Regions from separate parts of the Homo sapiens genome. Here region 1 is linked to region 2. A link is an interaction called in ENCODE POLR2A ChIA-PET data of the cell type or tissue named here. Cell type or tissue: PC-9. All regions are shown on one strand. Each heading gives the region's core, and the rest is flanking DNA. Links, peaks and the distances in the headings are about the cores only.

Region 1 (3,315 bases), core at 423-2,922, 410 kb before region 2:
GAAAAAGAGGCCAGGCTTGGTGGCTCATGCCTGTAATCCCAGCACTTTGAGAGGCTGAGATGGGAGGATTGCTTTAACTGGGGAGTTCTAGACCAGCTTTGGCAACATAGCGAGACCCCGTCTCTAAAATAAATAAATAAATAAAATGAAAGAAGGAAGGAAAAGGGAAGAGAGAGGAAAAGAAAGAAGCAAGGAAAAGAGGAAGAAAGGAAGACAGAGAAAAGGACAGAAAGAAAGAGAAAAAAGGAAGAGAAGAAAGAGAAAAAAAGAACAAAGGAAGGAAGAAAGAGAGAGAGAAAGAGAAAGAAGGGAATAAAGGAAGAAAGGAGGACAGAAGAAGAGAAAGAAAATAACAATTGTCAAGGATGTGGAGAAATAGGAACCCTTGTGCCTTGTTGGTGAAATGTAAGTTGGTGCCTCTAATGTGGAGAATAGTAATTGGTTCCTCAAAAAATTAAACATGGAACTACCATATGACCAAGGAAGTCCGTTTCTGGGTATATACCCAAAAGAATGAAAGATAGAGATATCTGTACACCATGTTCATAGCAACATTATTCACAATAACCCAAAGGTGGGAAACAACCCAAATGTCCACGACAGATCAGTGGATAAACAATATACCGTATCTACCTGCAGTGGACTATTATTCAGCTTTAGAAGGAAGGAAATTCTGAAACGTGCCACAACATGAGCGAGCCTTGAAGACATTATGCTAAGTGAAATAAGCCAGTCACAAAAGGACAAATATTATATGATCCTGCTTATGCGAGGTACTTAGAGTAGTGAAACTCACAGAGACAGAAAGTAGAATGGCTGTTGCCAGGGTCTCGGGGATGGGGTGGGATTGAGGAGTTAGTGTTTAATGGAGTTTCAGTTTTTCAAGATGAAAAGAATTCTGGAGATGGATATGGTTGCACAATTTAGTGTACTTAATGCCATTGAACTGTACACTTAAAAATGGTCATGAGGGTAAATTTTGTGTATTTTACCACAATTTCAAAAATTTTACCACAATTTCAAACCTCTCAACAATTCTATGAAGTAGGTACTATTACTATTCCCATTTAACAGATGAGGAAACTGAGGCATAAAGAGGTTAGGAGATGTCCTTAAAAATCACACAGGGCCGGGCACGGTGGCTCACACCTGTAATCCCAGCACTTTGGGAGGCCGAGGCAGGCGGATCACTTGAGGTCAGGAGTTCCAGCATGGCCAACATGGTGAAACCCCATCTCTACTAAAAATGCAAACATTAGCTGGAAGTGGTGGTGGGCGCCTGCAGTCCCAGCTACTTGGGAGGCTGAGGGAGAAGAATTGCTTGAACCTGGGAGGTGGAGGTTGCAGTGAACTGAGATCGTGCCACTGCACTCCAGCTTGGACAACAAAGCGAGACTCTGTCTCCAAAAATAAATAAATAAATAAATAAATAAATAAATAAATAAATAAATAAAAACACTGATAATAAGTGACAGAGCTGGAATGTGAATCTGGGAAGTGTGCATCCCTCAAATGTCCACACGTCCATTCCCACCTCTTCCAGGCTGCGTGCAAATGCCCACCTGTCTTCCCGCCTTTTGTCACCATCCTGCATAAAATAGCTGTCCCCTCTCCCCAAGACATTTCCTATCCCTGTTTGCCTGCTTTATTTTTTATTTATTATTATTATTGTTATTATTATTTTCTGTGACTCTAGCCAAAGATAGTTTTTATTCTTGGCACTCGACTTGTAATATACTTATTCGATTCCATTTTTATCATCTGTCCCCTAGACATAGCTTCATGATGGCAGGGATTTTGACTTTTTGTTTGCCATGATATCCGTGTGTCAGGCTTTACTAGCAGCTGCTCAGTAAATACTTGTCGAATGACTGAACCAAACATGGATTGGGTGGCTTCTATGTGCCAGACACTGGAAATGCTAATATGTAAATGAAGCCCAGTTTTTGACTCCAGGGCTCCTGGTCTGGTGGAGCGATGGAGCAGCAAGGAGCCATGTAATGATCCTGTTTCCACGGGGCACTGGGACAGTAGAAAGCACAGAGGAGGAACACCCAGCCCAGCTTTGCTGGGGCCAGGAAGGATGCCTGGAGGCGAGACAGCCCCTTGAGCTTAGTTCTCAGGAATGAGTTGGGGATGTCCAGGTGAAGAAGAGAAGGAAGGGCTTTCTAGGTAGAGGGAATAGCATATGCAAAGGCTTAGAGGTCTGAAAGGGCACTGGCCTTCAGGAGAACCCAGTCACTAAGTGCAAGGGATGCCAAAGTGTATTGAGAGGAAGCTGGAGTCTCTCTGAATCTGCTGTGATTCTGAAGGCTGCCTGATAAAAAAAAAAAAAAATTTTAAAAAAAGAGGAAACTGAGGCAGATCTTCAAGGGCCTTGTTTGCCTGCTAGAGGACCCCTGAAAGGCCTGGAGAGCTATTTCTTTCATCTCCTATGCCATCATTTCCTGTTTCCTATGTACGAAGGAGGTGCCTCAGTTTATGTGAAACCTATTTCTAGCGTGGTTGCACTCAAATTCCATCAGTGATGTTTAGAGTCATCATAAATACAAACTACCAGGAAAAGGAGGGAGACTGACAGTGATTGAATATCTCCCTTTTGGTGTCTGAAGCTTAGTTTGCATTAACAATGGAATCACTACAACCACCCTGAGCAGTGAGTAGGTGAGTGCAGTTAACATGTGCATTTTACAGGCTGGAGCACTGATGCTCAGAGGAATTACATCATTGCTCAAAATCACACAGATGGTAGAGTCAGGATTTGAACTCAATCCACCTACCCCAGAACCTGGGGGTTCTTGCAGTGAGAAGAATGGACTTCTCTATTCTTGCTTTTCCTGATTCCTCTGAGTACGCCAAGTGGCTTGGATCACTTGATTCTCCTTCCTCTGAAGAGCAGTGACAGCAGAACCTTATCTACGTGTTAGGTGTAGACAATCAGACAACTGCAGTACCAGTTCTTCTTTCCAAAGCCTCTTGGATGATTGTGAACCATGGCTAACACTCTTCTTTGCTTTTGTCAACTGGCCAGGCAGCAAAGAGGACACCTGGGCTTTGCTGATAAACTTAGGAATCTGGCACCTATCCTGCAGCCTGGAGAGAATTTATTTTCTCTTGGGGTGCTTGTGTGCTGCTTCTTTGCCAGGGCTTGGCTAGGGAAAGGCTGCATCATGCTTGTGGCACACAGAGCAAAGCTATGAGGATGTGAGTGGCCCCAGGTCTCAGTGATTTGAAATAAAGGGTGGCAGATGCAAATAAGATTTAGACACAGTGAAAATCTCCGGCTATATAAGGTGGAGACAGAGGACAGGGGTT
Region 2 (3,315 bases), core at 337-2,836:
GGCCACAGCCCTTTCCCTGTGCCACGAGCATAGGTCAAGTCACAACAGACGTCGGGGAGAGGCTGGTGGTGAGACGGGGTGCCCGGGATGGTTTGACGGGCGTGGACGCGCCCTCAGCTGCTTCAGTACAGGCCTGGCCACACCAGGCATGGTGGCTCCTCAGCTGTCGTCCACTTTTTTTTAGGTCACCTAAGAGCTGTGGCCTTGTGTGAGTTCCCTGGCCTTATTCCACCGGTTCTCAAACTTCAGAATTACCTGGAGGGATTGTTAAAACACAGATTCCTGGACTTCAGCCCTAGAATTTCTGACTCAGTTGGTCCTGGGAGGGACTTGAGAATGTACCTTTCTAACAAGCTCCTGGGTGATGTTAACGCGCTGGTTCAAACAGCCCTCCTCCATTTCCAGAACTATTGGCTTTTAGGGAACTGGGCTCCTGCTCCTCCCAGCCAGCTGCCACCACATTAAAGCATTTTGGGGGTTTTGACAGATGCTCCCACTATCTCTGTTCCACTTCTGCAGAAACAAAGCACTTAACATTCTTCTGTGTGACGTGGAAAACATTTATTCTATCGAGTGTCCAAGGGAACAAAAGATTTGGTGGCTTTGTCCCAGATCCTGTCTATATCTTTTCCATCAGGTCAAAATACAGACTATGCTTTTAATGTATATGGAAGGAAAATTGTCGGCCAGTTCAGGGGGAAGGGGCTTCAACAGGCATTGCAGCATTTCTAGGGTTGCCACCTGTCTTCCTGGGCCACGCTCCGGAGTTTCTCTCCTCCCACATTGTACACAGATTCTGTTGGTCTTCGGGGAGCTAAATGGTTCCTCGGGGTTGTTTGTAATCAGGATTCATGGAATTGGGAGTTTTCAAGGCCTTGTGAGCTTTGAGGATTTGGGTTTACCTAAGTGTAGGTAAGCAGAGTGCCCCACTGGAGGCTGGACTGTTTCTAACTTGCCATATCCAACTGCTCACTTCTCCCCTACTCACTCATCTCCTATTGTGTTCCTACTGTGGACTGGGCACCACCTGAGGCCCCAGGATTCCAGAGGTAGGCAGGAAGGCTCTGTTTCTGCAAGGAGCACCAGGCATGCAGAAAACCGGCCAGAGTTTGGTCTTCTAAGAGGGATGTGTGAGTTGCTCTCTCATCCTGAGCTAGAGGTGGTGGGATTAACTGCTTCATCCTGTGTTGGAGAGGGGGAGAGAAAAAGTCAAGATTTCTTTTCACGGGGGAGTGGGACGTTTTGATCCAGAAGACAGAATCAGCTCTTACTTTTGCGTCTCTCCAGCAGTTTGTGTCAGTCATTGAAAGGGCGTGGTCTGATTTCAGAAGAAAGCCCTTTATTTAAAAAGAAATATATCTTCCCATTGTCCCATGGAAGGGCTTGAAATCTCACCATTACAATTCATCAGTTTAAATTAAGTTTTAATACTCCACTAAAAGTCGAAGGCCCCAGGGGGAGATTGGCCTCCCTTATTACTGCCTTGGTGTGAGTCAGTTTATCACATGCCCTTGGAAAGGGACCAATTCCACACCTCAACACGGGAAAGGACAAAGGCACAGAGTCCTGAGCTCATCATGGCCCGCCCCTAGGAGGAGACTTCAGAGGCCTGGAGGGAGGGGCTGGAGAAAGGACTGCATCTGCATGCCTAGGTGGCACATCATAGCATTCCAGGTGAGATGTTCTGAGACTCTGAAATTTTTTTTCTTTTTTTTTTCTTTTTGAGACGGAGTCTCACTGTGTTGCCCAGGCTGGAGTGCAGTGGCGTGATCTCAGCTTACTGCAACCTCCACCCCCTGGGTTTAAGCTATTCTCCTGCCTCAAGCCTCTAGAGTAGCTGGGATTACAGGCACCTGCCACCATGCCCAGCTAATTTTTGTATTTTTAGTAGAGATGGGGGTTTCACCATGTTGGCCAGGTTGGTCTTGAACTCCTGACCTCGTGATCCACCCACCTAGGCGTCCCAAAGTGCTGGGATTACAGGCGTGAGCCACCATGCCTGGCCCAAAATGGTTTAAGATCAGTCACGTCTCGGGGACCAATGCACTTGGTCAACTATTACTTTACCAAGCAAAAATAGTTTTTATAAACCAACTGCATATACTATCTTCTGTCAGTATCATTTCATTAAAAAGACAAGGCCTTTTGCCATCAAAAAATTAGGAAGGGCCTAACATCCTAAGAAAAGACTGGTTTGGGTGCCATGGCTCATACTTGTAATCTCAGCACTTTGGGAGGCCAACACGGGTGGATCACTTGAGCCCAGAAGTTTGTGACCAGCTGGGCAACATGGTGAAACCCTGTCTCTACTAAAAATACAAAAATTAGTCAGGTGTGGTGGTGTGTGCCTGCAGTCCCAGCTACTCAGGAAGCTGAGATGGGAGGATCGCTTGAGCTCAGGAGGTCAAGGCTGTACTGAGGTCTAATCACACCACTGCACTCCAGCCTGGGCGACAGAGTGAGACCTTGTCTTAAAAAAAAAAAAAACAAAAAACAAGCTGTTCTTTAATCTGAATATTTTATTTCCGTCTTGTCTTTATATGTTGCATTTTGCTGTGGATCAGTAAAAACTTACCTTTGGAGTGGCCCTGTCCATGTCGGCAGTTGGTAACCACATTTCTATATACTAAGGATGTCTGGGGCAAAGAGATCTGCCCCTGCGGAGACAAATGACCTCCAGATTACAGGAGGTGGGTAGGAAGGCATTCTGCAGGAGTAGAGAGTGTTCCTTCCATCCACTTACCCTCCCACATAAATCTTTGAGGCCGAGGCAAATGCTGCCAGTTTTAGGGAATCTTCCCTCATGGCCTCAGGTCGAAACGCAATGGGTCGGTTCTCTGTGCCCCCAGCAGGCATTGCCTGTAATCCTAAGTGGCCACTGGCTAACTCTGCCTTATATTGGGTATGTTAGTTGGCCTGTTCTCCTCCAGTAGACTATATGCCCCCCGAAAGCAGGGGTTATTTCTTAACCGTTTCTCTGTACCCCCATGCCTTGTACATAGAACATTTCTGACATATTCACTGAATAAAGTTGAATCCAACATCTTCCTTTTTCATTTTTTCCTCTCCATCTTTCTTCCTCCCTCCCTTCCTTCTTTTCTTTTTTTATTCATTGTTGTCTCCCCAGTCTCTTCCTGTTAGAACATGGTTATTTCCACACTCAGGTTTCTCTGTAATTCTGCAGTCTTCTCCTTTCTTCCCCCTCCCTCTTTCCTGTAATTTCAGTTATTCAGAATGAAGATGAATGAACCGTGACATTTGCCTTTTATATCAAAATAAAAGAGAAGAAAGCAGAAATAGAAGAGAGGAAAGCAA

Evidence for each region. ChIA-PET counts read pairs that join two places held together with the same protein. Peaks named below come from ENCODE experiments on the same cell type or tissue, not always from the same donor. Only the 100,000 strongest peaks of a DNase experiment are listed, where the experiment ranks them.
Region 1: POLR2A ChIA-PET joins it to region 2 with 14 read pairs; 2 of 35 experiments call an interaction of 5 or more read pairs at or near these places.

Annotation. Positions count from the first base shown.
Region 1 is chr4:25,451,611-25,454,925 of GRCh38, forward strand. The region is part of intron 3 of LOC105374536 (a long non-coding RNA gene); the gene reads left to right. Among named protein-coding and RNA genes, the nearest start is that of ANAPC4, 76 kb to the left of the region's middle. In PC-9, for the core only: no CTCF peak of the experiment used is centred there; no DNase peak of the experiment used is centred there.
Region 2 is chr4:25,864,225-25,867,539 of GRCh38, forward strand. All of the region lies in intron 1 of LOC102723733 (a long non-coding RNA gene), which reads left to right. LOC124900688 (a long non-coding RNA gene) reads right to left here. Exons shown (of 3, transcript XR_007058092.1): 3 at 984-1,182. Among named protein-coding and RNA genes, the nearest start is that of SEL1L3, 2.9 kb to the left of the region's middle. In PC-9, for the core only: no CTCF peak of the experiment used is centred there; a DNase peak (open chromatin) is centred at 1,587; H3K27ac peaks cover 650 bases.